4 separate regions of the Mus musculus genome follow, and all the other regions are linked to region 3. The links are chromatin loops, found by intact Hi-C in ENCODE. Cell type or tissue: heart. All regions are shown on one strand. Links, peaks and the distances in the headings refer to the core of each region. The heading gives the core; the rest is flanking DNA.

What was found. Hi-C counts contacts between places; a loop is a spot of excess contacts. Peaks named below come from ENCODE experiments on the same cell type or tissue, not always from the same donor. Only the 100,000 strongest peaks of a DNase experiment are listed, where the experiment ranks them.
Region 1: a loop joins it to region 3, with 3 times the contacts of the local background. A loop is called at or near these places in 6 of 42 quality-filtered maps.
Region 2: it touches region 3 in a loop (2.0-fold over the local background); 16 of 42 quality-filtered maps call a loop at or near these places.
Region 4: a loop joins it to region 3, with 4 times the contacts of the local background. A loop is called at or near these places in 8 of 42 quality-filtered maps.

The regions. Positions count from the first base shown.
Region 1 is chr3:67,579,081-67,586,969 of GRCm38, reverse strand. It overlaps Mfsd1 (major facilitator superfamily domain containing 1), which reads right to left and starts at 4,202. Exons shown (of 16, transcript NM_025813.3): 1 at 3,993-4,202; 2 at 2,274-2,326; 3 at 1,260-1,372. The coding sequence starts at 4,152. In heart, for the core only: a CTCF peak has its summit at 4,065; a DNase peak (open chromatin) is centred at 4,079; H3K4me3 peaks cover 1,741 bases; H3K27ac peaks cover 1,327 bases.
Region 2 is chr3:67,340,456-67,348,344 of GRCm38, reverse strand. The region is part of intron 7 of Rsrc1 (arginine/serine-rich coiled-coil 1); the gene reads right to left. Among named protein-coding and RNA genes, the nearest start is that of Mlf1, 30 kb to the left of the region's middle. In heart, for the core only: CTCF peaks have their summits at 3,546 (motif pointing right) and 5,115 (motif pointing right); no DNase peak of the experiment used is centred there.
Region 3 is chr3:66,977,089-66,984,977 of GRCm38, reverse strand. It overlaps Shox2 (short stature homeobox 2), which reads left to right and starts at 3,207. Exons shown (of 5, transcript NM_001302357.1): 1 at 3,207-3,767; 2 at 6,584-6,792. The coding sequence starts at 3,422. It also overlaps a transcript of Rsrc1 not described here. In heart, for the core only: no CTCF peak of the experiment used is centred there; DNase peaks (open chromatin) are centred at 3,717 and 5,967; H3K4me3 peaks cover 4,337 bases; H3K27ac peaks cover 1,140 bases; H3K27me3 peaks cover 3,915 bases.
Region 4 is chr3:67,568,946-67,576,834 of GRCm38, reverse strand. It overlaps Gm25919 (a small nucleolar RNA gene), which reads left to right and starts at 3,544; the gene lies at 3,544-3,675. In heart, for the core only: CTCF peaks have their summits at 3,378 and 3,600 (motif pointing right); no DNase peak of the experiment used is centred there; H3K27me3 peaks cover 2,139 bases.

The DNA.
Region 1 (7,889 bases), core at 1,100-6,099, 600 kb before region 3:
AGCACAGACCACTCACTACTCTTGAGGAGGATCCTGGTTCAGGCAGCTCATAACTGCCTGTAACTCCAGCTCCTGGAGACCAGACTCCTGTACTGGCTCCACACATGGCATGTGTGCGTGTGCACAAAATAAATCTTTATCTTACTATCAATTTAGAATTGATTCCAGGAAATTCTACAGTAGATAATTCTAAGTTTATAATTCTTGGTAACTAAAAACTACTTTTAGAAGACATGGCTATGCCAAGTTAATGGAGTTACAGGTCCAACTACAGTCTATTAATATTTTACCAGAGTCACATAATAGCAGCCTTAGCAGACTCTTCAAAAGTCATCAGAGCCAACTGCATTTCTGAAGCTAAAATTCACTCAAAAACATTAAAATCATGGCCTGAATCTTCTCTAAAACTGGAAAACTCAACGTCCCACAAAGATTTATATCACCCCTATTAAAAGGAGTTCCTCCTCCATGTAAGTGGAAAGAGTTTCCCTAAAACTTAAGCTAATTCTATCATCCCTTGAGACCCAGTAAAATCTAAACACTTCCTTAACGCTCAACTATTTAAGATTCTTAGAAGCAACCCCAGCAAATCTAAGCACACAAGGCTGTCTCAACCCTTATCCCTCAGAAAGAGTTAGAACCACTCCGCAGCTCCATTTCTGCCTTCTGAAGAGAGCCCCAGCTGATGGTCCCTAAGTCCCACTTGAAACACAGCCAATGAGAAAGATGAAAAGTGACAAAGCTAATAGCAAAGGGACTATTCCTCTTCAGCATCAAATGACCATAGCCACAAAAAGTTCAATGGCCAAAGACAGGCAGAAATGGTGGGGGAGGGGGGATCCTTAAATCTTACCAGAGCTGAGGGATGTATCTCCACCTATGTGCAAAGACTTTACAACTCCATATCTCACTTAATCCCTGTAGAAGCCTGTAAGGTAGGAATTATTGCCCCTACTGAGGGGAGGGGGGGGAGCTGAAGCTTAGGAAGTTCGTCTAACCCAATTTAAGAGCATAACTTATGACCTCGACCCATCAGCAGCATCTACTAGGCCTGATCCTAATTAATAAACCAACCAGGCTTCAAGGATCGAGTCTAGAGCCAAAATCAATCTTTAAAAACAAAAATCAACTCTTCGTGTCCACCATATGTCAATTCACACAAGTCTATTCAGTTCTTTGAAGAAAAACTTTGGCCCATTCCTACATTCTAATAACCAGGTTAAATTTACCCACAATTTGACTTTTTTTTGCAAGCTTACCGTATTCCAAATATGCGGTCTATCAAAAAGCCACCCAAGAAACACAAAACTACATTGGGCCAAGAATACCAGGCATACAGCAGCATGAATTTCGTGGTGTTCACTTGCATGTCCTGGATAGAGAGAAAAGAAAACTTTTTTTCCACACAGATTCTGCAATTAACGAATCAAAACAAAACGTAGTGACAGCTGTGTATCTATACAGGGTATGTTTCCTAACCATGTGTGAACTGTTACTTCCTTGTGACTCTGGAAGCTACGACCCTTGCCCTTAGAATAACAGCCATACCTGGGAACATCTTAAGTCCACATACTATGTCTCAGGCCTCATGGATTCTAGGACCTGTCACTGGCATGGGGGCCAACTCAGCCCTTTTCTGTCTCCTACGTTCCTCCTTCTTCATTTCCACCTCCATTATGGACTCCTCCCAAACAGAAAAGAATCGTCCTTGCCTAGTCTTACAGATGTTATCCTCTTTAACCCCTCCTAGAATGCAAAGGACAGCCCATGCATTTTTCCTCTGCCTAATGGCTTTTTAAAATGCACATAATGATGGTCTAAATGCCCAAAAAACAACAAATATCAAATACAGTTTTACAACTCAAAACCAGACTAAGAATGCAGATAGGGCCAATACTCAGCAACCAGTATGCACATTTATAAAAGTAAATAACAGCAAAGTTTATCTAAGAAGGCCAAAGCTGTCCCACCACTCACTCAATGGTTCAGAGGAGTGCAAAGCTCCAACCAACACTAGCATTTCCCGTAACACTGTGGGCAGAGTCCATAATTATCTACCTAAAGAAGAAAACCATCTCGAGGCATGTATATGTTATTCAGGAGTTCTTTAGAGAAACAAATTTGATCTCTGCAGCCTGTGGGTGTGGTGATAACAGACACTAGAAGAGAAAGTGGACATCTCAGATGGGGCACCTGAGAGCTCATTCTATCTGAGCATCTGTAAGTGAGTGCTCCAAAGCAAAGCAGTACAAGAACGGAGAAAATCAACTCACCCGTTTCACCTGAGTCTGAAGGGCAGCGGGGTTGTCATAGCAGAAATAGCTGCCTAGAAAAAGGAAGAACACATATTTCACTCGGAATGATAATATCTATATAAGAGTTTCAAGTTACAACTCCTAACTAGTAACTCCCCGGAGGTGTTTAAGGTTTACTATGGCTGACACTATGACAACAGATTTTTTTTTCTTGCTTGTGTGTTTGTTTTACACCACTTCCTGATCTACCATTCCAAAGAACTTCCACAAGGTAGTGGTGTGCATACACAGCATATACCAGAAACCTGATAAAGAGGTCAACATCAACTGCTTTTAATCATTTCGTTTCCGTCTTTCTTCCCATGCTTATCACTGTATTAACATCTTCATGAAATCGCTGCATTTCCCTTACTTAAAAAAAGTCTACAAGCATCCTCTACAGGTGCACGTTAGCTGGGTCCTCACTTTTCTTGAAAGCAGAGGTAACTCAGAGATTCAAACCAAACCAGTATTTGATATAGATCCTGATCCTGCAAACAAACAAACAAAAACAAACAAAAATACCCAGGAGCAAATAACTGAGTGAAAACTGGGCTAGAAACAAGAACAACACAAGCGCCAGTCTAAGGGATCAAATGAAAACTGGCAATGTCTCCTGGGAGCGGGGAAAGCTGACAGGCTTGAAGAAGCCCCAAGGTAACACTGCCTGTTTCCCCGCTGACTCTGTAAATACACAAAGCTAGCGGTCCAAAGGTGGAGAAGGCAGCTAGCGACAGGGCGGCTCTAGTTTCTCAAACCCAAACTTTCAGCCCAATCTACCTACCAAAAATAAACTGTCAACTTGAGTAGGGACAATTTCTTCAAGTGTTTTGTCTATGCTTACTGGTTATTGATTCTAAACCTAGAAACTTCTCCTTCAGGATTTAACTGCTTATAAGAAATTCAATACCATGGTTGGTTGGTTGGTTGGTTGAGACAAGATCTCACTTTGTAGCCCTGGCTGGCCTCTCTAGCGCACAGACATGTCCCTGTCTTCCAGTACTGAGATTAAAGGGCGCCACCACTATCAGCTCAATACGTTTTAAAGCAAATGAGTACCATCTTCTCAAAAATAAAGAAACCGAAGCCCAAAGTATCTTTTATAAACCAGGTGCATGTATTTCTGAATCTGATCCCCCTGAAACACTCTTTCAAGCCAAGCCAGTTGTTACGAATCCGAACAGTTTCAATGTAAACTAAAAACTGTAACACGGGAGGGAAGGGTGTCTTTAAAAGTAGCTAATGAAAGTGTTTTGCGCCAGATCAGATTTCATAAGTGAAACCAACTTAACAAGTGTGGTCCTGCAAGGCTGTCTCACAGAGGAAAGGTAAGAAAAGACTCCTACTAAGGTGTACTTAGCAGTGAACACTATCCAAAGCGGATCCGAGCTCTAAAAGAATACAAAGGAAAGCACTGGGGAATGGGAGGGGTCGCCTGGGGAGGGAGGAAGAGGGACTTAGTCACGCTCTGAAATTCCCCCAGCAACGTTCTGAAACTCTCGGGAGCACAGCTCTCCGGGAGAAAGATCTGAGTTTCCTTCTCATCTGCGTCCCCAGGGAGGAGCTGCTGAACACCGGGGCTTGGAGGAACAAACGTCACCTCGCTCCAGACACTTGGAAAAAGCGGGCTCCCGAGCCCAGGCAGCAGCGCGAACCCTGGAATCCCTCTATCATCTGCCCCAGCCGAGCCCCGCTCACCGAAGCCAAGGAAGCACATGAGCGACAGCACCACGAGCCGGTGCGCCAGGCGGCTGGGGTCGCAGAGCGCGGACAGAGCGCGAGGGGCGCCATGGACTGCGCTGTCCGCCTCGCGGCGGCCCCCAAGCAGCGCCCGATCTTCCCCATCCTCGTCCTCCATCAGCTTGCAGCCTGGAACGGAGCAGGAAGCAAAGGCAGGGCGGCAGCGGCAGCGGCAGCACTCACGTGATCACGTGTGTTCACGTGACTTGCTCGGGCCACGCCTCTCCGTGCTCACGTGAACGGTTGCTCACGTGGTGGCCGGGCTCCCGTGCTGCCTTTCTGTTCTGCCGATGGGGTATAGATCCGGTCGGGAGTGGGAGTGAGCGACCGGGTTCTCATTAACATCTGATTTAAAACCAGTAGGAAGTGGTGGTGCAGAAGTCGTGGTGGAAGGCTTGACCTGAACCCAGCTCAGTCCTCCCTCCCTCACTTCGCCAACTCTTCATGAAGAGTTGTTAAGTTGACCTGACGGAACAGCATATGATGTACCTGACACTTATGTACTAGAAAAGAGGACAAATTCTCTCACCTCTGAATATGGGTGAGAGAATTTCCTTAGGTGGACAGAAACTAATCATGTGGGTGGATGGATGGTGACTGCAGCTGAAAGAGTTATTGAATTCCTCTGGGTTTTATACGTTTATAATTACACGTTTATACTGATCTTGGAGTAAGAGGAAAGTCGAGTAAAGTAGAAACACGAACATCCTAAATGAGGAGCCATTCAGAGATGTCCAGCAGAGTATAGAGACCACTAGGTTTGTTTTGAGAAGTTTGATTTGGCAGCGCAGCCTTCTACCCCACATTTCTAGGTTTGCCGAGTCTTTGCAGTAGAATTTTGAGTGTAGCAAGGCTAGGTGCTAAATAGCTGTAAAGCGTGCCGCAGAAGTGAAAGTGAGAGGCTCAAAGCTGGAGCTATCGCACCAAGGAGAGATCCAGTGACTAAATGAGGACTTGCTTAAACAATAGCACCTGGGATTTGAAAAAGGAGGAGGACTTTTGAGTGTTTTCTAGACTCCTAGCTTGGGCCCTCCAAAGAGATCCAAATATGGGGGATGGGGAAGCAGAGGGACTGTGTCAGAGAGATACCGTTTGGAATGTTTATGCATAGCCTGCTGTCTACCTTGCATTCCCCTGACTAACACTGTGCAGTTGCCAGCACAGTGGTCATACCCCACCTTGGGCTTAATCTTTCACTCAGCATCAGCTGTACTACAATGAAGGGCCTAGACCATCAGTTTACATTCCTTGGCTTTGTCCACAGTATAGATTACTGTCTTGTGCTGGCTAGTTTTATGTCAACTTGACACAAGCTGAAGTCATCTGAGAGGAGGGAGCCTCAGTTGAGAAAATGCCTCCATGGAATGAACCTGTAGGCAAGGCTGTAGGACATTTTCTTAATTAATGACTGTTGGGGAGGGCCCAGCTACCCTTGGGTTGATAGTCTGAGGTTCTATGAGAAAGCAGGCTGAACAAGTCATGAGGAGCAAGCCAGTAAGCAGCACTGTTCCATGGCCTCTACATCAGCTCCTGCCTCCAGCAGAAGGTTCTGTTTGAGTTCCTGTCCTGACTTCCTTCAGGGAGAGACTATGATGTGGAAGTATAAGCCAAATTAATCCTTTCCTCCTTAACTTGCTTTGGTCATAGTGTTTCATTAAAGCAATAGAAACCCTAACTAAGACAAGTCTAATGGCTAAGTCAAAAATACAGGTAAGAGGCTGGCTGCCAGTATCTCTAATCCACTTTTTGGCTTTTTGGGTTTTGTTTGTTTGTTTGTTTCGTTTGTTTGTTTATTTTGTTTTGTTTTTGCCTTTAGAAATCTAAGTAAAAATGGCTATGATAGTATAGACAGTTTGTACTTCTTGTTGAAGGAGGTTGGACTTCTTTTGAATGATAGTCACTTGTGTCTTAATGAAATGCCCAGGGTAATGCCCTCTGGACCTGACCTCATTCTGTGTTTGCTTAGACAGTTCTCAGCTATCTATCCTCCCAGTGGGTCATGTCTACCCTGGCTACATATTTGAGATTTCCACAACCATGACTGTGGTCTGCATATTCACCAAACTAATTAATGTATATACAAATTTAAACTCAAATAACTGAAGATGTAAGTCAAAAAATAATTGGCATGTTATGTCTGAGATGATAATGATAAGTATTAATATATAATATAATAAAATTTTGAGGTTATGCTGACCCTTATCTAACTTTGATGTAAATTTTTATCTTTGTGGGTTTTGCCTTTTAAAATGACACCTGAGCTTTGGCACCTAGAGACTGAAGCATGAGCCCATGCTTGGTAGCCCATCAGTTAAAGGAATCGGCCTTAATTGTTGCCATTAGTGTGTGGTCTGTGTTTTCTCCCATGGATGTGTTTCAGTTTTCTACAAATTCTCTTTCTCTTTTTGACTCCATGTCTTCAGCAGGGCTCCCAGGGTTTATTCCTTTACGTGTTGCTTACGTAGAATCACCAGTGTGTGTAGGACTTGACATTTCCTCCGACTGTGCTTTATTTCCATATAGTTTTTCATCCCAAATCATTTTTTTCATAATGTGAAGGCCTTTACTCTCAAATAAGATTTCAACACCCTTAAATTGAGTATGGAATCACATGTCTGTCATCCCAACTATTTAGCTTTTAATGTGATTAAGACTTAGGCAGGAGACGTGTGGAGCCGACGAAGCCCTGAGTGAGGGACACCATGAGTGTGTGTTGTTGACAAGTGCACATCCATGACAAGGCCCAAGGCCGCAGGCCCATAGTAAATTGCAAAGCCTTCCCTTGTGGGTCAGGCTCAGAACTGGCAAAGCCTTCTTCCTCTGGTCCAAGTATAAATGTCTAGAAGCGATTAGTGGATTCCTGTGTGCAAAAACCAGCAAGTTCAGCTTTCTCCTCCCAGATGCGTACAGCCTGAGAATGCTCATCTACATATACCTCCAGTGTTGTGCTTAATAAACTCTGAGACTCCGACTACCTGACCCCAACTTTTCTACATGTGATGTGTGCTCTCTAGGAAGGGCTGTACAGAGGAAGCAATGTCTCCAAGCAGAGTAGGCTGTTGAGCCTGTGGAAGGCATTTGGGAAAATAAAATCTAGAGACAGGCAATTCCATTTTAGAGGCAAAGGAGCTCTGTGCACTCTGTAGGGGACAGGTGAACTGGTAAGATTCTTGCCATAAGCCAGTGAATTTATTGAGTGAGTCCATAATTAGCTGCATGATGGGAAGGGAAGAATCAAAGCCATTAAGTGGATGAGTTGTTAATCTTGTTAAAACTTGTTCTAAAAAGACAGAAACTTTACCATGAGGATGGCAGAAGACAGGAGCCTGACATGGCTATCTTCTGAGAGGCTCTACCAGCAGCTGATGGAGACAGATGCAGATAATCACAGATAATCATTGGACTGAAATCAGGGACCCCTATGGAAGAGTTAGGTGAAGGACTGAAGGAGCTAAAGGGGATAGCAACCCCATATGAAGACTAATAATATCAACTAGATCAGACCCCTCAGAGCTCCCAGAGACTACACCACCAACGAAAGATCATACATACATGGACTGGTCTGTGGTCCCGGCACATATGTAGCAGACTTGATACCCAAGAGAAGGGAGATGTGGGGAGGGGGTGGGGTGGGTGAGAGAGCACACTCAGAGGCAAAGGGGAGGAGGAGGGGTGAAGAACTCTTGGAGGGGGGACCAGGAAGAGGAACAACATTTGGAATGTCAATAAAACAGTTTAAAAAAAGAAAAGAAACTTGCTTTCGATTCAAGAGTTGTTTTTTATTTTGTTTTGGTTTTTTTGTTTTGTTTTGTTTTTAGTTATTATAAAAATTCAGTGACATAATATATGTAAAAG
Region 2 (7,889 bases), core at 1,097-6,096, 360 kb before region 3:
TTTTAATGATGCTCAAATTGTTCACGTCTGGGTAGCTCGCCCTGCTATGTGATCCCGAGTCGTGAAGCCACGGCATGATATTCCAGGGTTATCTCACACAGTTCCTGCCCCTCGTGATATGATCTACTTCTCCACTCCTTTCGGAAGGGGAAGACAGCAGATCAATAACTTGGCATATTCACCATTGCTGAACTGCCACTGCTTCTCAGTCTTTTTAATGTATGGGGAAAAAAGATATGCTAGGAGAGAAAATTTAGTATGAATATATGCTGATTACTATCAATTAAATTAGCAATTATGATTTTAAATAATTTTATAGTTACGTATCTTCTCATATGCTAAAACATTCAGCATTAACAATATTGTCGAAAGGATTCATTTTCCATTTAGGTATGCATTAGATAAAAAATAAAATGGCAATGATTACTATAAAGCACAAAGGGTATTAATGCATGCTGTTAAAAGTGTTTTTGACCTTAACATGTATTCTGCTGATGAACTGTCAAATCACTATGCTTTAAGTTACTTGAAATAATTCTCTATCTGATTATGCTACTAATTTTATAGAGTTATCTGTTTGCTTCAGTTTATTTTTGAATTTTTACATCTTGCTCTCTGACTAACATGTTTTTAAGTTGTGATGTAGTTTTCTAGGTTAAACTGTAAAACTTAACCATTCAGAAACATTGTTTTTCCTACCCGAGACCCGTCAGTGAATTTAGCTTCCATCGTTTATAAAACTGTAAGAGCTGCGCTCGCATCTCTTCTTCCTGGATGACACTAGTATACTACATCCCTCTTTACTGGGGATGCTTTCACAGCAACTCTCTACCCTTAGAGCGTTCTTTACTATTGTACAGCTATACAGTTATCTGCTTCATAGTTTTATGATGCTTTTATGAATGCTCAAATGATGACTGAGTTACTGAAGTAGTTCTCTTTCATAGATCACATTTTAATAAGAAGGAGGACTCAGGTGTCAATTCTTATTTTTGGGCTTACTTTTCCACATTAGCTGGACAAAAAAAAAAAAAATGTGTGTTGAAACTCTCGCCCACACTGATACCAATCCGTACCAATACCAATCAGGAGCCAATGTAGACTTAACTAAGGCAGCTTGATTTTTTTGGATTTAGACTTTATGGGTAATGGCTGTGGCTAGCTTGCTTAGCTGAGATACCTAGTTTGATGGCTGGCCTTAGGCAAAGGATCTGCAGAGAGTGGCTCTTGCACTCCAGCAGCCCTGGCCTGAATGTGTAGGGGCTGCCACTGAGACAGACATAAAGAACACAAAAGCAAAGGGTAATAAAAATTGATATTGCCTTAAATACCTTGCCTCAACTTTTGGCCAATCATAAGTGATTGGTCTAGTCCCATGCAAGCATCTGTTTACTCAAGGGGAAGATTAGCTCTCCCATTGGAGCCCAGTCTTGGCTCACTGAGAAGCTGTGTGAAGGCTTAGAAGCAAGAGCAGCTGCAGCCTATGTCCCCATTTTTTTGAAGAACACGTTTTCCTGTATAAATTCACGCACTGCCAAAGTGCTGCAAAGCAGCAAATAGCTCCCTTTGCTTTAGTATAAAAGGTTCTCTGGATTTTAATTATGTGATGTACTAAGCATATAAAATGAGAGATTCTTTGTCTGGCTAATGTATTAATATTAATGGATCTCTTAGTAACATGTAATTTTTAAGGTTCTATGCATAGGAAGAATGCGACAGCAGAGAAAAATAACAAAAGAAAGGTACCAACTTTAATGTCTCCTTGAAAACAGTATTTTTTTAAAAAAAAAAAAATCCCAGTTAGTTTTACCAGGATTATTTACTGTCACGAATTCTCAACAAGAAGCCTTATTTCTGACTTCAGGATGCTGCCTCCCACGTATCAGCTACTAGCTCTCTTGGATTTCCTTTCTCTAACTGTCTAACATATTCTCTCATTTGGATTTGCAAAGCACATCATTAGTATTAAATGTCAGAGGTGAACTGAGAAACAGTACTGATCTCTAAAGCTTGTAGTGTTTGTAGCTTTAAATTTGGGAATACAACCAGTGCCTAATATAAATAAGCATGGTATCACAGGCCCGGCCAAAGGGCCAGTATGCTTATTAAAATAGCACTGTAGAAATTATAAAGGAGAGAAGAAAGATTAGAGAAAACAGAACATTATCTTTGTCCTTTAAGAAAAAAATCACCTCGGGACTAACAAGGTGACAGGGCACGGAGGAGAAGGCAGCTTGCCTGATTTACGCTGTGGAAACAAGCCACATGAGTTTCATCTTATAATGCTCAACCCAAACTCAGCAACAATGACACTTAAATTAAAAACAGGAAGATGCATGGGAGATGCAAAATTTCTGCTTTATAATAATAACTCTGCTCTATAGTATCTGAAAACAATAACCATAAAATATTTTAGATTGCATATTCAAAATTCTAGTATTGACATCCACAAATCCAAGTCTTGAGCATCACCTGCAGCTTTAGGAACGACTGTAATGTACCAACAACACATACCATGCTCTTCTGAGTTCAGGTTCTTTGTTACATGTCACCTAAAGAAACTCTGTATCCAGTTAAGAGTGACCAATTGTGTTAACTCCGTTATGTTTTTGCATGCTTACATGAGTGCACAGAATCATCTTATGAGCCACAAAGGAAGAAAGGAAAGGAAAAGTCATTAGAAGCCTGGCTTCATGGTACAGGCTTGTAATCCTAGCTACTTGGAGAGATGAGGCAGGAGAATTGTGAGACCAAGGCTGGATTGGGTGTGGTGAGAGTGCAAGGCCAGCTTGAGTGATATAGTGAACCCCTGACTCAAAGCCAAAGGAAGAGTGAGAGGGTGAGTTCAAATGGCTTAGGGGAGAGAAGTAGGTGTTTCCTGAATTTGATGGTCAGCGTGAAAGACAAAAGTTACTAGAAGAATAACATTAAAGAATGTTTAAAAGCCAGGAAGGAAACACATTCATTAGCACTTAGTGATTTCTACAAGTATATTATTGGTAAATACAACACACACACATATATACACACACTCTCCTAAAAAGGAACCAAAAACCCATTTGAGACAAAAATATCAGTATTAATTATTTTTGCAGAAGGTAATTTTGATTTCTTTTTATGAAAAAGAAATGTTATTACTCTTGATTATATATATATATATGAATATGTATATATATATATATATATATATGCTCTATTTGAAGTTCCTGACAATTTCAATTTCTAATAGCATTTACAAAGTTTCTTTTAAAATATCACCAATTTGTATATCAATGATGATATACAGATTTACACTGTGAAATACATAAAATGAAGTCCAATGCAATTCTTAAACTTCATTTGAAAATAGAGAATTTTAGTTTTCTTTTCCTTTTAAAAATACTTTATTTATTATTTATTTATTTACACTCCCAGTCCACTCTCAAACTGTTCCACATCTCATACCTCCTCCCCACCCCCTGTCACCAGGAGGATGTCCCCACCACCAGTTTTTTGATTACAAACATTAACGCCTCCTGTGCTAGCAGTAACAGGATGGCAACAGCAGATGGCACTATTGCCCAAGATGTCATATTGGGATGAGGACAACTGGTGCTTCAAAGAGATCTTTAACACATGCAAAGAGCTCATTGTCAACTGGTTCTTTCCAGTTATTAATATTTTATGAACTTATCTAAAGTTAAAATGCGTTTTATGTTAACAAAAAATTTGGGTCAGTTGGTCTAGGTTACTGAGTTATTTATGATATTGTTCCAGGAAAATATATTTATACACTAACACTACTGCTACAAATCCATTAATAATACAAAGTATTACCCAATTTCCAGATTAAATTGACTCGGATATTAGCCAGGAATACAAAACAACCATGAGCATCCCGTTTTAAATAAGACAATCAGCATCTGTACTGCAAAGCATTTCCCAGTGCTTTCCAAGGATGAAGAACAAGACAACATACTTGAGTAGGAAAGTTGTTTTCAATAGAACTTGTAGGTAAATAAAATTAGAAAGTTTAAATTATTAAGATAATTTCTTATAAACATAAAATTTACAGTTATTGCTTTGCTTTTAAAAACAATTTATCTTTTTTCTTTTATATAAACTTTATCATAAAAAGTTGCAAAAAAGAAATCACGCAGCAAAATTAAGCAGAGCCAGACTATGAACCAGAACCAAAGGCTAGATAATGTAGTGGAATTCTATGCAGTTACAATAGCCACTTAGGAAGGAAGATGGTAAGCTTCACACCAGATTTTATACTTTTACCACTGGATACATGCTATGCACTTATACATTACATAAACCAATATCTCTTCAATATTTCTTTTAAAAAGAATACATTAGAAACCTATCCAATCTTAACATTTATAAGCTGTTCATAAAACACATTCTTAAAAACAAATTTCCACAAAATTATATCCACAAAGAGCTTGAAAAATCAGAAGACTCCTTAGGTAGAAAGGCCTTGCCTAGAAGCTTCCAGAAGCTGATGCTGTGAACACTGTCCCAAGGGAAGCAGAGGTTCTTCAAGTGGTTTTCACAAGACGTGGCTGGGGGGTGGTCCAGCACAAGCTCACCATATTAAAATACTTCCTCTGGCATGTTAAATGAGACAAATAATTTCAGTGTGGCCATACTATCAAAGAATTTCAGTTAAACATAAAAAGTACAAGCAAATTGGGCCATTGTGATTCATAAAAACAGAATCTTCACTGAATATCTTACTTAGAAAGTTTTCATATCTCTCAATTTTCACTGTCATTTACGGCCATACCTATACATATGTTTTAATGATGCTGTCACTTGCCACTGGTGTGAAGAGAGACCTCTTCCATAATTCACCTGGCTCTTAGCATATGCTGTCTCACACTGATCATGACCTCTGTGTGAGTGGCAGCTCTGTCTCCTCAGTTAAGAGATGACATATCTCTCTGTTACCTTAAGAGCTTAGTTGAGGGTACTGTATTGTTTAGTGAGCAATTAATATATATTTTTTGAATAACTAAAATTCAAGGGGCATTAAAACATTAAAAATAAAATGTGCAAGTGACTTAAAAAAATTCATTGTTTTAGTGTTTATTTTACTTTAGTGTTTGCCTGCATGTATGGCTTGTGCTCAAGGAGGCCAGAAGAGGGCACTGGCTCTCTGGAAATGGAGTTACAGATGATCCTCTATGTGAATGCTGGAAATTGAAGCCAGGTCGTCTGGAAGACTAGCCAGTGCTTTTAACAACTGAGCCATCTCTCCAGCCTCCTAAGCGATAGTTTTAGAATCTGTGGGTTTAGACTGCCTGGGTCAAACTTTCCGTGCTACTTACAAGCTGTCGTAGCCTTGGGCAAATGGTGCAAGCTGTGCAGGTCTGAGTTCTCCTTTCTGGTAGTGAGATAATAATGGGCTACATGTCTTAGGAGGAGTGAAAGTTTCCCTCCCCCTTTCTTCTTTCTGCCTTTCAAATACTTGAGCACATTGACCACATGAGGCATTGCTCTGAGAGTGTATAGTAAGGAGACAAATCATAAACAAATAAGGTGGGTACCCCATGAGAGAGAGAGAGAGAGAGAGAGAGAGAGAGAGAGAGAGATCAGAAAGAAGCTAGGGAACTATGTGAGACAGGGGAAACAGGCAAGAACACCCGGACATTCTGACATTTCAGCAGAAAAGGGTAACACGAAAAAGTAGCCATGAAAATCCTAGTGATACTCCTGCTTCGTGTGAGGTTATTAGATCATGACAAATACTTAGTAAATGCATGTTACTATAGATGCATGCTTAGCGCCATTTAGTTATAGCAGTAAGGACAGGAAAGCTGCCAAGTTGTTTTGACTCTGTGACTGGCTTTGGTTCACTCCTGCTGAGGCGTGGCAGGAAAGACTATGAGAACGAACAGAGAGAGACAAGGACTACTGGAAGGCATTCCTGTGCACATCTCAAAGAAGGTACAAAGGCTACCATGGCTTTATCTGTCCAGGCCACAGTGTGGCCAGGGCAGTGTGGTGAATGGGGAAGCTACTAGATTGTCACAGCTGCCAGGATCCAATACTCTGAGCTATAGGGGGTTTGCCATTTCCCTTAGCATGATCTATCTCAAGTGGAAGAATCTATGTTCAAAGAAAATTTGCTGTAGTTTAATGCACGAAACTTTTGCTTTGTTTGTGATGCCTTTTGAATGGGAACATGATGGAGACAGTTTTCATTTAAATGCCATATGGTACTATGCTGGTATGGGGAGCAGCAACAGGTCAGATTTAAGGCACTTGGGCTAACTACTTTACACTCTACCCATCACAGCTGCTGGGATAACCTGACTATTCTCACTGCAAGATGAAAAACTAAAGCAAATCAGCAACTCAGTCAAGCTCACGTGGGTAGGTGGTGGCAGAACCAACCCTGACCTGTGATTTAGTCATTGCTTCTAAAATGAATTATTTACCCTTTTTACATCACACAATAAATGATTTCTCCTTACTCCTTCCATTTACTAGAAATAACAAATGTCCTTGGGATTGTAATTATTCTGCATTCTAATGCTTATTCACGCAGCAAAACGTTACACAGCTCTGCTTGTAGAAGAGATGTACACACGGTCTTGCTCCTCTGACGTTATTTTGACGTGGGTTATAGAATTGTATTTTCAGAATCTTCTATACTTAAACAGAATTTTAAAGAAATTATTACATCATATTCTTACAACCTTTATAATGAACAAAACTTAAAGTACTTGAGAACCTAGTAGCACTTCCACTTAAGCCTACAAATAACACAAGCAGGAAAAATGTTCACTTCAGATTTTGTTATTTACTGTGTGCAACAACTGTTAGAAAAAAAATCAGTTTCTATGATACTACGCAGTCCAACTATAGTGACTATTGGTTTACGCTTGCTCAAGACATGGTAAACCTGAGTAGTCATGTTTACTTTAATGCAATGATAAGAAATGATCATCTCACCAGAACTACAGAACTAAGGCTGCTGGACAGTTTTATTTTTATTTCTATTTATTTTCATCGCAACAAGGTAGAAGAAAGGCATGCAACTTGAGGAACCCAGATTACTAGATTAGAATAAGGAATCGCAGTTGCTGTCTGCTGTCCATTTTAATTCCAGAATTGTTATTGACTCTAATTAAAATTCTGTAGATGGGAGCCGAATGTTTCTAAGGAACTAAGAGTGAATGCTGTCTGCCAGCCGTCTCCATCCAACACCCTATAACCACACACAGCCCGCCTGTCAGCAGAGTGCTGCAGACATCTCGGGGCACACCACATTTGTCACTGTGGCTAATATCAGAGATACGCAGCTCTTTTTTCTTAGCACACAAAAGCAAGATATGTAATTCAATGCTCAATTTACCCTTGTCTCACAGGAGATTTTTCCCCGCTAATTGATAGAAATTAAGCCATTAATCAAGCCACTAGCCATCATTCAAACCAGGGAAGATGAATACAAACTTTCATCATAACCACCTTCCCCATTTTAGTGTTCATTAGCATTAATTTTTAATGCAATTATGCTATTCTTTTACGCTGAGCTCATAAATTACTGCTCTTTTGTTGCTGGCTGGCCTTGTAAAATCCAAACTAATGCTTTGTGCTCTGATCTTAAAGGCAATTACTAGGTTCTTCTATCTTTTATATCTTTGCATCCTCAATAACCTTTATATATAACTAATATCCATGAGTGACTGTGCCTGTTTTTCTAATGTCTTTGTATAAATCTTGATGTATATACATGTAGTCAAATATAGCTCTAATAAATACACACACACATCACATGCATTATAAAATACAGGTATTCATATAAAAATAACATCTCACAAATTCATACTGACATTTAGGTTCAAATATAAAGTTATCTCTGTGATTTAAGATAAAAATTCAATGCATCATTG
Region 3 (7,889 bases), core at 1,465-6,464:
TAACTTGGATTCAGGCCTACTGTTAGCTAGATACTAAGGTTCAGATTTCCACAGAGATTTGAGATGGAACTCACTTCCAGTATAGGTTTATTCCTGGAAAGTAACTGGACCTTAACTAGCCAGTTTTGAGGGACTCTTTTAAAACAAAACCACAACACTACATGTTTGTTTTAAATAATTCAAAAACTGGGGGAACTCTTGGGGGGGGGGGGTCCTGATTATTTTTGTATCTGTCCATAGGCTGTCTCCTGAGTTTTAAAGTCAATGTTCCTTTCAAAACTTTGACAAAGTAAAATAAAATAAAATAAAATAAAATAAAGGCTTTGAAATGTCTTTTCTCAGGAAAATATTTGCTGTTTGGTGAAACATCATACTTCATAGCTTTTATTAATACAATTTCCAAACTTTTAATTTCTTAAAACTGAAACTTCCTAAAAGAGGGACTATTGGGGATGGCGAGGAAGGGAATGGGGGGGGGGATATAAGAGGCTAACAGAAGAGGTGTATGTTTCCATATGTGAAAAGTTCATAAAGAAAACCATACAATTATATGCTAATAAAAATTTTAAATTAAACTTCCTTTACACAAATGGGAGTCAGACACTGGAGATTTATCATTGCTTCATCTACCACCCCTATAGTTAGAATGAGTCAAGAAGATGAAATAATAGAGAAATCTATTGGTTCAAATTACAGGATAGTCATGCCTGATCTTTCTCTGGTTACCTTTAAAGTGGTCATCCTTCTAGTACAGAAGATGGCATAAGCGTTTGTATTTAAGTCCTGTGGTTAAAAGGATGAAGAAGCGTCTGGGGGTCTCCTGATCTCTTACCAGGCTTCTAGCAGGGGCTATTTGGGAGGTGTTTACGAATATGTATTTCGTCATAGAGGTTGAAAGCTACTGAAACACCATGTCAACTTAGTGGATCCCATTACTAAATGATCTTTTTTAAACAGTTTCACAAAAGAGTAAAATTCTGTGATTATTCTCCGGAATTACAGTGTTACAGATAGCAGACCGATGCTCAATGTGACATTGCTCCTAAATTCATAGAAGTTAGGAAGCAGTAAGGTTTTGAGTCTTGTGAAATAATAAAAGCAAGAGTTCATGTACTTCAATAATACCTAAATGTTTAATGCAATCGCTGTTAACCATGTAAAGGTATGCCTTTGTCCTAAAAGCAGGGTGGGAAATGTTTCTAGAAGGAAGGATAATGTCAAAGAAAAAGTAAAGCAACATTTCTAATAAGCTTTATTTTCATGTCCTTTAAATGTGCAATGTAGTTAGTATTACAAGAAGTTATGGAACGTCTTAAATTACACTTAAATTCTCGACTGAGAATACATTATGTACCACAATTCTGTGTTCTCTTTACCAATGTTTTAGGTTGTTTGGGTAGAACTTCTGAAATTATTGGCTAAGTGTGTTTTGTTGTTCTAATCAATAAGTAGAAGATATACATATTAATGGCCTGTAACTGCTTTCATTTTTACTGAGTACTGGATCCAAGAGAACGAAAACATTATCTTTTAACATCAAACAAAACTCATTAATATTCAGTATACTGAAAATGCCCCCCCAAACTGCCACTTAAAGAGGTATATTTGTTTACATATTCAAGTAAATGTAACATTTCATATGTAAACATTCTTTTGTGTGAGCAAATAAGTATTTGCATAGCTACAAATCACACAGCAAGCCGTGGCTTAGAGGAGACAGTCATGTCCCCCCCCCCCATATAATTAAGAGTTTTTATAAAATAATTGTCAAATATACAGTTTTTAAGTTATAAATCAGAAAGAGAGTTGTTTTCCCCCCTCCAAAGAGTGAGTCTTTTTTTCACAGTCCACGGTAAACAAAAATTAGTCGAGCGACAAGCAACATCGGTAATTTTTTCCGCAGAACTCAAAAAGTAGTCATCTTTTGTTTTTCAGAATTAGGAAATCGAACTAGAATGCCCCCCAAGATGCTAAATAATTAAGGGCAGGGTGCAGGGAGTTGTTAGGAAAAGGAGTAAGAACCCTTAGACCTCATAGAGAAAATCGAAATGGAACTGCGCCTGACCGGGCTGTAAGAAAATACCTTAAGACCGAATCTGGCAGAGAACAGCTGCTCAGGAAACAAGTTAAATCGACCAACCCCTTCTAGCGGGATGTGTCTTTATGGGAGTCAGCTTTGACTCCAAAGTAGTAGAGTGAATTACAGGGACCAGTACTCAGTGAGGCTGGCTGCGCGTTCGGAAGATCCTAAAAGGAGGTGAAGCCTTCCGAGGTGCTGCAATGAAGCCCCATTCGCAGCAGGCGCGTGAAGACCGGATGCACCGCTGTGCAGCTGCAGCGGCTTGGAGCAAGAAAGGGTGCAGGAACGGAATACTGGAATGGTTGCTAGGCCTATTAACCATAGAGAGCCCGATACTGGGCCAGAGACCAGGGGTCATCATTGTAGGGTCGAGCAGTTGGGATGCCCACCCAGAGCGAGGCTGTAGGGTCGGGTACTCTCTGAGGATACCCACTGACTCTGATTGCAATGCACTTGTCAGTTTCCTCTTGGCCCCGCCTCCGAGAAGTCTATCCAGTTCCCCAGTGTTTTACTAAGTCGTGACACCAACGCAAAATCCACGCTTAATTAAATTAATTAGGGATTCTTGTCAATCCTGGATTAATGGCCAAGAGCACCAGCGGCCGAGGCTATCAGAAAACCCGACCGCTGAGGACCTGCCTCCTCTCCCCGCCCCCTCTGGTCCCCTGCTTGCCCTCCCTCTCCAGCCCGGTGGACTCCAGCCTGGATCCTCCATCCTCAATATTCATATTCATATTCTCTCTCTCTCTCTCTCTCTCTCTCTCTCTCTCTCTCTCTCTCTCTCTCTCTCTCTCTCTCTCTCTCGTCCCCACTCCCTCTCCTCCCCACCCCAGGTAGTGGCGCTCCTGCTACCCGCGAAGGGGTTCACTAGGAGTTGCGAGGGGAGGTAATTTACTCAGAACAAGAGGCCCGCCTTTAGGAAGTATAAATAGTGAGACTTCAAGAGCTGCGTCGCTATCAGATCTGAACTCTCCGCAGGAAGAATTGTCAAAGATCTTAACATTGAACACGCGCACTCCGGCAGGGAAGCATCAGTTCCCATTTCCCTCTGGCGGCCCCCGCCCCTTCCCTCCTCCCCCCTCTCCCCCTTTACCCCCTCCTTCCTCCTCCTCCTCCTCGTCCTCCTCCTCCTCTTACTTCTTTTTCTCCTTCTACTTCTCCTCTTCTTTCTTCTCCTCTTTTTCTTCTTCCTCCTCCTCCCTCTCCTCCCCCATCCCCCTGCCCCATTGATGTGTTATTATTGGGGGGGCTGGAGCAGTAAAAAAAGAAGGAGGAAAAAAAGAGCGGGGCTCGGCAGGGAGAGCTTGAGCGCGAGGTTGACCGGCGGCGGCAGCGGCCGCGATGGAAGAACTTACGGCGTTCGTCTCCAAGTCTTTTGACCAGAAAGTGAAGGAGAAGAAGGAGGCCATCACGTACCGGGAGGTGCTAGAGAGCGGGCCGCTGCGCGGGGCCAAAGAGCCCGGTTGCGTCGAGCCGGGCCGCGACGACCGCAGCAGCCCGGCAGTCCGGGCGGCCGGCGGAGGCGGCGGCGCGGGAGGAGGCGGAGGCGGAGGCGGAGGAGGCGGAGGAGGTGCTGGAGGAGGAGGAGCAGGCGGAGGAGCTGGAGGAGGGCGCTCTCCCGTCCGGGAGCTGGACATGGGAGCCGCGGAGCGGAGCAGGGAGCCCGGCAGCCCGCGGCTGACGGAGGGTAACGGCCTGCCCCCGGCCGCGGTTCCCCTTACTGCCTTCCCTTATCCTCGGGGCGGGAGAGGACCCGGGACCCGAGCGGGAGGAGGGCGGCATCGCAGAGGGCCCTGGACCCCAGCTTTGGGAGATACCGGGATAGTGGAGGGGTAGGAGGCCAGACTGCTCCGTCGTGGGTGGGGTCCTCGCGTGGGGGAGGGCGTGGGGTTTCGCGCACCCTTCTCTGTCGCTCCGGTTGCACCGAAATATGTTTTTCGCGAGCGGGAGGATGGGGCCGCGCTGCGGGACGGCGAAGTTTGTGTGGCCCGCGGCGAGAAGGGGTGCGGCAGGGGCTCACTAGGAGGCCGGTTGTAACTAGCCCGTAGTCCCGAGTTTGCCAGAACCCCTTTCCTAAGCCTAAAGGAGAGAAGGGGAGGGGAGAGAAAGAGGAGAGCCACACGACATTGCCCTTCTTTAGATTTGCCATCAAAACCACTGTAACTCTGCAAAGCCCCCAAATCTCCGGATCTTGGGGACCAAACTTCACATTCTTACTGAACAGTTAAGGTAGGAGCCAGCCAAAGGTCCAGGCCAAGGTGATTCCCTCTCGGTGGAGGAATTGAGGAGTAGAGGGTGGGGGACGACGACGAGGACACTACATACACAATTTCTTTACTGGCTAGAATCGTGCAGTACTTTAGGAGAGAGAGAGAAAGAGATGGAGAGAGAGAGAGAGAGAGAGAGAGAGAGAGAGAGAGAGAGAGAGAGAGAGAGACTTTTGGAGAGAGCAGTGTTAGAAAAAGGCTTTATCTAACCGGTGAAGCGTCCATCAACTCAAAGTTAAAAATTAATTTGGCACTCGGTACTGCAGTAACTGGTGTGCTGCCATATTTTTCCAATTAAGAAAATATGTGGCATGCGTAGAATCACAAATTTAAGCAAGCAATTAACTTGTTTATAACACGGTCTGTTCCTGTTTAGGCCATTAAGTGGAAAGTTGGGGGCGAAAGAGACATTATATTAAGTCTATTAATCAACTTGAAATTTGGATTTGTTTTCCTTTGAAGCCCCTAAACTTTGAGGGGAATCCACTCTGGGGGTGACAACAGACAAAGCCAGTCCACCTTCCCATCTGAAGAATATATGTTCCTGTTTAAATTTTACTAAGATGTTAGTGAGATTGTCCTAGTAATGTTTTCTATTAAATTGACCCCTAATGTTTGCTGTGACCTTATCTACTTCCTTCCCGGAGGAAGAACAAACGTCCACAAAATGAACTCTGAGAAGCAGAAATACAGGCAATAAATAAGGTTACTGTATAGAATGCCAAGCTGGGGCAAGATGGGGCGCTTTGCCTTCACCGAGATCCCGGCCGGCCGTGTTCCCCTAAATTTAGAACGTGATAGGGTAAAATGATAAAGGGGCCCCCAGAGTAACCCTTCAAGGTTCATAGCTCTGAGACTCGGGTTACATAGCCCTGGCAAGCCTGGGTGAGCCAGTTGCTGGGGTTGTTGATTTCCAAGCTCTGGGCAAGTGTTAATTTCTTTGTAGCTTGGCTCTTTCGACTTAATTTTTTCCCCTCTGTGTTGATCCGGTTCCTGGGTTGGGAGGAATCAAAAACAGCCTCTACTATCTAAACTTAGCTTTGACAGTGGACATCCATCTCCAAATCATGCAGAGGATGAAGGTTGGGTGGACCTTGTATTGATATGGGCCTGACTTTGACTGTCCTCATCATTGCCTTTTGACATACATATATACCACCCCTCGTGTGGCTCTATTTGCTCACACTGCCAGAGCTCCTATCTTTTACATGGAAGGACAGCAAAGTAGCAACGAATGTGAGGGGGAAAATGCATATTTTATTAAACATCCGAGCGGCTGGATGCATGAAAAGGTTTTGAACAGCCAATAGAAACCGAGGAATGTTCTGCTTGAACCTGTTGATCTCAGTGGGTTTAAGCCTTTAGGGTCGATCCTTGGTTTCCACCGGGGAGGGAGAAGGAGAGGACAGATGCAGCGGTGGGTTTTGCTGACCACCAGAGTCTGTCTGATTTGCCGCCTCTACCCTTCTGGCCCAGCGTGGGCGGCCAGTCATCCAGGCCGCCAACATGGCGTGGTTGCCTGTGCCAATCCGACCCGAGTCTGGCAGGGAGCACAGGGACTGCCTAGTTGCTGATGGAACCATCCGTAGGGGTCTGGTCCGAGCCCTTGGGTACCCGGGGACGTGGCTTTCGGCGCAGCGCTGTACCAGAATCTCGTTTTCCTGCTGCAACCTTTCAGCGGGCCCAGTTGTTCCTAAATTAGACCAGCAAGTTTGCGGGAGGCAAAGGGCCAGAGGCAGCAGAGGCTGGCGGGACAGCGGAACAGCCCTCTGGGGATAGCTGGCGTGCGAGGCCATCGCGTGGCCTTGCCGCGCCCTTTAACCGAGACCGGGCTCTGGGAGAGGCCCGCGCAGCGCTTTTGATTTCCGTGAGTGCGTGGGTCAGTGAGTGCCATAGGGTCAGGAATGCATTTGGTGTTGACAGAAGGGAAGGGAACAGGTAGTGAGAGGGTAAGCTAAGACCCCAGTTGAGTTGGGTAGCCGCGTGCCCACCTTGTCCCCAGGCAGCTATACAGACGAGACTTTGCGGGTCTCAGAGACCCCATCCTCTCTCCAGGTCTTCACAGGGATCCCGCGCTCCCAGGGTTTAGGAGTCTCTAGCCTTCTGGAAAAATCTGGTAATGAGACTGTCTTGCTTTTTTTTTTTTTTTTTGTTCGTGTGTGTGTGTGTGTGTGTGTGTGTGTGTGGTGGTGCGTGCTCCGACGCACGTGTGGTCCTTCCGTGGTGCCCTCTTCAGTGTCCCCTGAACTGAAGGATCGCAAAGACGATGCGAAAGGGATGGAGGACGAAGGCCAGACCAAAATCAAGCAGAGGCGAAGTCGGACCAATTTTACCCTGGAACAACTCAACGAGCTGGAGAGGCTTTTCGATGAGACCCACTATCCAGACGCTTTCATGCGCGAGGAATTGAGCCAGCGACTGGGGCTCTCTGAGGCCCGAGTACAGGTACCCCCATTGCGAGGAGGTGGAGGCTGGGTCCTGAAAGTCAGAGTGCTATACCTAATGTTTGCGGGGAAGCTGCAGGTGTCTGGTGTGAGATGAAAAAAAAAGGGGGGGGACATCTTTTCTAAAGATCTTATTTTCTAAAATGGGTTTTGATCCCGTAGCCCCTTTCACTCCTAAGCCAACATATGTTCGCTGAAAAAGAAAGCTGTGCTGGGCTTGCTCCCAGAGTTTCTATTAACCACACCCCCCTAGCCCCTCGCTGTCTTTAATGTGGTTTAATCCTAATGGGCCTACTTTTATAAGCCTTAAAAAAAATGCCATAGAAAACGTTTTATCTCTGAAGCCTTAAAAGTTACAACGAGTATTTTGCTCTCTGGAGTTGGGTTTCGTTGAGGGTCTAGGTTTGCCAAACGGATATACCAATTAGGTTTATGGATGTACAGACTATAAAGAAAATTAGCATCTGTTAAGTGCAAAAATTTACAGTGTACTGCTAGCGGATCGGTCTCTAACTGAGCGAGAAACAGAGGGCATAGAATATGTTTGCCCACCCTTTGTTCCTCCACTTAACCAACGCAAAGAACCTGAACCCATGAAAACTCCATTTTAAAACAACATACACATCGTATTATTGATGTTTGCAAAGCCTGGCCTTCAGAATATCACTTGGGGTCAGAACTGCAGCTTTTTTCATTATTGGTGGGGTTGAGGATAATCTAAAGGAGGAATTATAAACACACATACATATCCTTCCAGCTTTATAGGGAACAAATTTAAACGTTTCAGATTGTATTTCCGCTCAAATAATAAAATTGGGAGAAAATGATGGTCATTATTTGTTTGAACACATGGAGCAGTTTTAGGCTAGAACATCTGCAGCTGTTACAAAGTATCGCTGTAACAGATACTCCCTGGGTCTCTGGGCGGAGAGACCACCATCTGTAAGGAACTATGCACAATTCTTATGGGGCTTCCCCGCATCTTGTAATAGGATCAGGGGGAAAAAACAGAGCAGTAAAGTGGACAGAGAAAAAATAATAATAGGCCGCCTTGGTCATCACGACGTCAATCCTAGAGCCTTCCCTTTTTAAGCCTGT
Region 4 (7,889 bases), core at 1,337-6,336, 590 kb before region 3:
TTGCTTTTCAGTGTTTTCCTGGGTGTTCTTGCTTATTTTTCCCACTGGAAATCAGTATTAGTGTGTATTTCTGTCTGTTCGGTTGTTTACTTTTAATAGTAGCTGCGTAGCTAGCCATGCTGGATCCAACATGAATATAGGTAAGGTTTTGAAATGATGTCTACCTTGTGATATTGGGTTTATGCTTTTCTCCACAGCTGTGAGCTGTCCTGCTGTCCAGAGCAAATGGAAGAAGAACTTAGCAAACCCAGTACAAGGTATTGATGTGAGGGTGGGGGCCATCCATGTTCTGGGAACTTCACACAGAGATCTGCCACCATCATCAGTGACTGGAGCGGCACTTCCATTTTTGCAGCACAGACCATTGTCTGAGAGGAAGTGGGCATACATTGCATCATCTTTTGCACAGCCATTCAAAAAGTGACTAGAAAGGCTTTCCTCAGAGCTGACTTCTCTGACAAGATGGTTTACACTGGCACGACAACTGGCAGCCATGAGCACATCTGTTGTTCTGACTGCTTGTGGCTAGTGTATTTTTGAATGTGGCTGGGGGTGTCCAGTTAAAGTCTAAAGTCCCTATATGTCATGCAAGGAGAATAGCGCATGATCTCAATAATGCCAGGATTCTGAACCAGCAACTGTGGTCAGACTCCAAATCCAGACTGAACGTCCTATCACCTGAGCTTCAGTCAGGACTCTCCAGTAGTGCGACCACCAGCCACTCTGCACACTCTGACTGAATCGGAATCGGAATCTGAAGACATGAACTCTTACAGTCTGGCCAAGAAGGCACTGTAACGTCTTGGCAGGATTGAAGATATCCTAAGGAGAGAGACACTTGTGCCCATCTCTTTGACTACACAACTGTTGAGAGAGAGTACCACAAGGAGTTGGCATTTCCCTTGAATCTTATGCTGAGAGAAGGAAGGCAGGGGTGGGGAGTGTGGTGGGCATCCAGGGTGACTCAGAAAAGAGCACTGTGGGTTGCCCTGGTGCTGTTTGTATTCTGACGTTAATTCTGCTTCCTCAAGGGCGGCTGCCCCTACTAGGAGTGGACAGGTGATTTCATGTGAACATTCTCACCATTCTAACTGGTCAAATAAAGGCTAGAGCCTGTGGTTGGGCATTGTAAGGGTAAGGTGGGACCGGAGGTCTTAGAGAGTGGAGGAAGGGTAGGGGAAAGTCAGAGGAAGAGGTGGAAGGAAGATGGAGCAGAGCTGCATGGTCTGGAGAAGTTGCAAGTAGCCAGGGATCTCCTAGCTGGGGAATAGATTAGTGTAGTGGTGGATCCGCCTGATCTAGGTGTACAACTTATAAATATAATAACTGGGTTGTGTGGTTTTTACACAAGCTTATTAGGATTGGAGATTTACTGCAACAAAAGAGATTTTACACTGTTCTTTCATCACATCAGACCACCTTGCAGAAAAGACAAAATGAGACATTGATGGGTCCATGCTGGGTGGAAGCCCCCTGACCAGGGCCTTCATTTAAACCTAAAGGTAGACAAGGAAGGCGTTTCCTGAACCCCCCCTGTTCCTCTTCCCAGTGTGTCCACTCCAAATAAATCTCTGCTTTTCACTCTTCCTTGTCTCTTTAAAAGACTCATCGAAGAAGGTGGGTGAGTCTAGCTTGTTAGGTCTGCCAGGGCCCTGGATCTGACCCTACCAACATTGGTAACAGCACAAAGGATAAGAAATAAACATTCATTTCTGATGTTGCACCCTTCAAGGTACCTGGTCAAGACAGAGTTAGCAGACAAAACAGCATCCACCCTTCTAGAACATCCTTTCACTCCCATGTTAAAAATATATAAGAGACTTGGAAAAGCAAGATAAGGTGCGTCCTCCAAAAATGCCCCATCCCAAAGTAAGGGCCCCCAATAAGAGTGCAGTAGATGAAATTTAAGACGAAGAATTCAAAATAATTATCTTATGTATGATCAAATAAATCAGAGGGCTCAAACTCCTAATGAATTCCAAGAGAAAACAAAAAAATAAAGAAGTTTATATAGAATATGAAAATGGAATTCTATAAAAGAGATAGAAATACCGAAGAAAATCTGAAATTCTGAAGTTTTCAGTAAGTTAAATAGAAAGTTTAGTGGGAGTCCTCATCAGTAGAATGGATGACAGAGAGAATGGGATATCAGGGCTGGAAGACAAGACATGGCGGTTAGAAGACAGTCAGTCCAGGACAGAGATAAAGCAATAAAACTCTGCACAGACTCAGTAGCAGAAATTTCCACACGTCTGAGGAAAGAGATGCCCATCCAGATAAAAGCAGCATTTAGAACACCCAATATGTGTAAGGCTAGAAAACAAAGTCCCTACCTTTTTTGTTGCTTTAAAGATGCCCTCAAGCGGGTGCTAGAAAGATGCCTCAATAGACGAAGTGCTTGCGAGCATGAAGACCAGAGTTCTTGATATTCACATCAAGCTCTGATTATGGCCTGCATCCATAGTTCTTGTGCTGGGGAGGGGAAGACGGGTAGATCAGGAGAGGTCATTCAACCTCCAGGCCTCACTGAACTTGTGAGCCATAGCAATTAAAAAAGCATTGTGCTGGCACAAACTTATCATGGAGTAAAACAGAGGACCCCAGATGCAGCCACTTGGTTGCAGTTACCAAAGTGTGTCAACCCCTCCTCCTCCTCCTCCTCCTCCTCCTCCTCCTCCTCCTCCTCCTCCATCCCCCTCCTACTCCTCCTCCCCCCTCCCTCCCTCCTCCTCCTCCTCCTCTTCCTCCTCCTCTTCCTGCTGCTGCTGCTTCTGCTTTTTCTTCTACAGGTGTCAAAAGCATAACTGCAGAGCTGGGACTTGGTTTGGTGGTAGAGTGTATTCTTAGTTCACACAAAGCCCCAGGTTCCATCCCCAGCACTGCAAAGCGGGGCGCTCTTTCACAAATGGTGCTGGGGAAAGGGATATCCACATGCAGAAGAATGGAATTAGATATATATACTTCACATACACACCCCAAAAACCCTCAAGGTGTATTGATGTCCTTAAGACCTGAAACTTTGTGACTGTAGAAATTGGGCAACATTTCAATGCCTCTTTTATCTGGATGGGCATCTCCACACAGGCAAGTACTTCCTCTAAAGGAATGGTCCATGAGATCGCCCCCTAGAGCTGACAAATGGGACAACATCCAATGAAAACATGCTGGAAACAATGACAAGAGACCACCTACAGATTAGGGGAAAAAATCCTTGTCAATTCTGCATTGGGCAGGTCAGAAATATATAAAGAACTGCAAGAATGTAACAGCCTCTTAAACTTCCCAGTTGCAAGAAGGGCTATTGAGTGAACAGATTGCAAAAGAAGAAACAAAAATGACCAATAAATATTTGAAAAGGGTTTTAACCCTTTTAGCCATTATGAAAGGACAAATTAAAGTTACTTCGAATCTCTCTCTGTGTCTCTCTCTGTCTCTGTCTCTGTCTCTGTCTCTGTCTCTGTCTCTGTCTCTGTCTCTCTCTCTCTCTCTCTCTCTCTCTCTCTCTCTCTCTGCCATACAGGTTAATATCAAGAAAACAAACACCCTTCCCCTAGAAGTATTGCAGGTGTGGCTGCTGTCACATGTCCACCACTAGGTGGCAGAGAAGAGAGGCTACGTCTATGCTCAGTGTGCTGACTTGTGAACATCTAGATGATTAGTAAGTTGCCTGACATCCCTTGAGAACAAGCAAGCCTGAGGCCACACCAGTCCAGCACCAGGGGGCCTGGACAGGGAGCTAGCATGAGAGGACCACCAATTCAGCTCCTTGGTACAGCACAGGCTGCAGGTCGGGACCGGCTCCTAGGGTGATGAGTGAGCCGGAGACTAGAAGAATCCTGCCCAGGACTGTTAGCCCTGGTTGAGAAGCAAGCCTGAGATGACCACCAATCAGTCCAGCACCATGCAGACCTGGGGGCAGTGACACAGACCATGTCAGAGTTGACCCCTACCAGGTGTCATAATGCAGAGAAGCAAGACATAGCACTCATGAAACCACTCCTGAGACAACCCCAGACACTCAAAGACCCTGGTGCCACTAAGAGGAGCAAGTAAGTGGTGGGAAAATGGAAGAGGAAAGAAAAACATAAGGATGTGGACACAATGAAGAGAGACAGAACTGGAGATTGGAGAGTAGTGAGGAATGGCCTGATGATGTGAGTGGCTGGTGATGCCAACTGGGACCATGATGGGGTCCTGACCTATGCTGCCACAGGAGGTGGGGGATATGTGTAGCCCTACAGCAGCAGGGGTCTGTTACCACAGACCTGTTACCAAGGCCTGGGAGATGCCCCTGGTCTGAGCTGCCACCTGGAGACATGCTGATATCTGAGAGCTATGCAGAACCATCCCTACCCCTCACCTGGATCTAGGATAGCTGGCCCTGGGGATGTGAGTGCAGGAAAGCTGCCCCTGACCCTAGCCAGATGCTGTTCTCAGGAGAGCTTCCCCCCCACACACACACACTTCCCATTGCTGGAGTTTCTGGTGAGCCAACCCTAGGGATATGAGCGTGGGAGAGCTGGCCCTGCTCTCTGTGTGGTGGTGTGGACAAGGAAGAGCTACCCTCCTCCCCTTTTCCCCTCACCAGGGATTGTGCCCTGGTCCTGCTGGTGAGGAGTCCTGCAACATCCACTCCAGTAGTGACTCGCATTACAGGTTTGGAAACCTGGAAGCAGTACTGAGGCAAAGAGTTTCAAGGAAACTCAGCCTCCTGGAACCTTGGCATTCCCATAGCTAGAATGCCACAGATTTGTCCCTGCAATATTGTGGAGGGTCTTGCATGCTTTCTTAGAGTATTTTACTGGCTAAGAGATAGAAATCTCAGGGCAAGCTTAGCAAAGTATATTTTAGAATCGTCATTACAGCCAAGTTACTTTCATATGCAAGTATTTGCCAAGGCCTAGAAAATAGGGGGGTTGTGGTATTGCATTATTCATGAGAAGGTCTGCTAGAGCAGACCCCCTGGTGCTAGCTTTCATAAGGCTCAAAGGAGTAGCACAAATTGTGAATAAGGTGTGAAATCCTTACCTGTCATTAGCTGACCCTTGGCAGGGCTGTTTTATCTTTATTGTAAATATTACCTGGTTCTTTCAAGTCCTTTTCAAGTCATTCCTCTGTTTTGTGTCAGATACTTCAATGTACTTTGCCTGCTGTGACATCCTACCCCTTTGTTTTCTGTATTATATAAGACTGGTGTTCACTTTGTGACAACACACTCTCTCATGTCATCTCTGTTTGTCACCCTCCGATTCTATGCCCATCTGGTCGAGGCCTTGATTCGCACGGATTGAGGAGGACCCACTGAGTCCCGTCTGTGGCAGAGTCCCGTCTGTGGCAGAGTCCCTGTCATCTGAGGGGAGAGTGAGAGGATTATAGAAAAGGAAGACTCAGAGACAAGGGTTAGAGATCGGGAGGGCTGCAGGTCTATACTGTGCCAGCCCCAAATGTGTTTCTCATAACCTTTACATACTTTATAGTATTGTGGGAAACAAAGTCACAAGCCAGCATAGACAATGGCTGATGTACACTAGATATTTATACCCATCCAGAGGCCTCCTTGTTCTTTCCTCCAAGATTAGCAGGACATCCAGCCCCTCGCCTTGAGTTTCAAGTATATCCCCTTATCATTTCATTCATCAACAGGCCAGGAAATCTGCCAGCCGACCCTGGCCTGCCTTGACCCTGCCTGATAGAAGCAGGCAAAATGGCTCCCGACAGGTAGAGCGGGCACGTCATGAGAGCAGAACTGGTCCCGCCCCTCACCAGCTGCAGCACTCAGGAGTAGGCCCTGCATCTTGCCTGGACAGCACAATAGAACTGACCCTAGTGTCGGGAGAATGGGCAAACTGGTCTGTGGGCCTGAGCATGGGAGAGGCAGTCCTGCCTCTTGTCTGCTGTGTGGTCCCTTCCCCTCCTTTTTGCCCTCACCACCTATGGCAGGTAGGAAAGCTATCCAAGGATCTTGAGAGTGGAAGAACTAGCCTTGTCCCTTCCTGGCTTCAGCACCCAGGAGAGCTGGTCCTGCACCTTGCCTGGACAACAGGATAAAACTGGTTCTGGTTGTGGAGGCTACTTGTGAGTCAACCCCAAAGGCTTGAGAGTGTGAGCAGGCTGACCAGCTCAGATACCTCTCAGGCCCAGATCCAGGGCTTTGAATCAGCGCACCCCAACACCTACCCCATCGATGAGCTGCTGGAGTGCATCAATATGCAAAGATTTTTATGGAGACCAATATGGGAATTTTTAAAATAAAACTAGAACTACCCCGTGATCCAACTATAGCAGTCTTAGACACATGTCCTAAAGAATCTAACTCAGCACACCCAGAGCTGCTTATACATCCACATTTACTGTTGCTCTATTTACAATAGCTGGAAAAAGCCTAGATGCCTATCAATGAGTGAATGAGTGAATAAAATGTACATACATCAGATGGAAATGTATTCAGTCTTTAAGATAAATGGAATTGTGAATTTTGCAGGGAAAGATATACAGGGGAAACAGCACGGACATAGTTAAGGGAGTGTCTACCTGGGGTACTGCCCTTGGGAATACATCGAGCCCCAGACCCCTCTGCTCTCTTCCCTTCTCCCCCCCTCCCCCACATCCTTCCCTCTCCCCTGACATTTGGCCACCACAAGATGAGCCGCTCTCCTCTACCACTCTGTCCCACCACAGTGTTTCAGCCTCATCACAAACTGCAATGTGACAGAGCAAATCAGCCATGAAAGATGTCCCAGAGACTGTTCCTCTGCCCAGCTGAATCTCTCACAGCAACAGAAACTTGTGTAACGTACGTGGGATTAATATGTATGGCGGAATATATGTTTATAATGCAGAGACCGCCAGAGTGGCAGCATGTTCCTCTTATCTAGTTTGAAAAGCTGGTGAAGGGAGAGTGGCAGGGAGGTGGACCAGTTGTTAAGATCACTTGCCGCTCTTGAACAGGACCTAGGGTCAGTTCCCAGCATGCACATCATGGCTTACAACCATCTGTTCTGTAACTCCAGTTCCAGGGATCCAGTGCCCTCTTCCTCTACCAGCACCAGGTATGCATGTGGTACAATACATACATGCAGGCAAAACATGCATGCATAACATTTCCCAAAAAAAGAAAAAAGGTTTTAAGAGGAAGAGAGGGAAGTTATCTACCTTGGAAGATACACAATTGGTTTGTCCTGAAGACCAGAAAGGCTGGCATGTTGGGAATAAAAACAGGTACCGTGTTAGTTACTTTCCTTATTGTATGACCAGATGTCTGACAAAACCATGCTATGGGAGGAGACATTTATTTTGGCTCACAGTTTGAAGGGATGCAGTCTGTCATGGCAAGGAAGGCATGGTGTCTGCAGTGGTTAGCCAGACACCGGCAGCTTCTCATGATAAGAGCAAGGGACCCTAAATAGTCACCACCTTTAAGGTTTTCCCCAGTCATTAACTTCTGCTACTAGGCCACACAGCCCAAACACTCTATGAAATGTCACAGAACCAAAACAATGCCAACAAACTGGGGATGAAGTCTTCAGACACATAAGCCTGTAGGGAGTATTTCACATCCCCATATATCATGCTGGGGATAAAATAGCACACTCAATATCTAACACAAATGACCAAACTTATATTAATAAATTTATTTTAATAAGTAAATATAAATTTATTTTAATAAATCTACTTTTCAAATGCCTTTTATGACTGTTCTGTGTCCATGGCCCCCTTCCCATCCACTAGGATTTGTTTTCTCTCCTGTTTTGCATGCATCTATCTGTGTGTTAACTATATGGCTATCTGCTGGTCTCCCCGCCCACATGCATGGAAGTCTGCATTAAAGTCAACTGCAGAAAGTAAACACATTGTATTTTTCCTCCCCTATAAGGGATGAGAGAATCAGA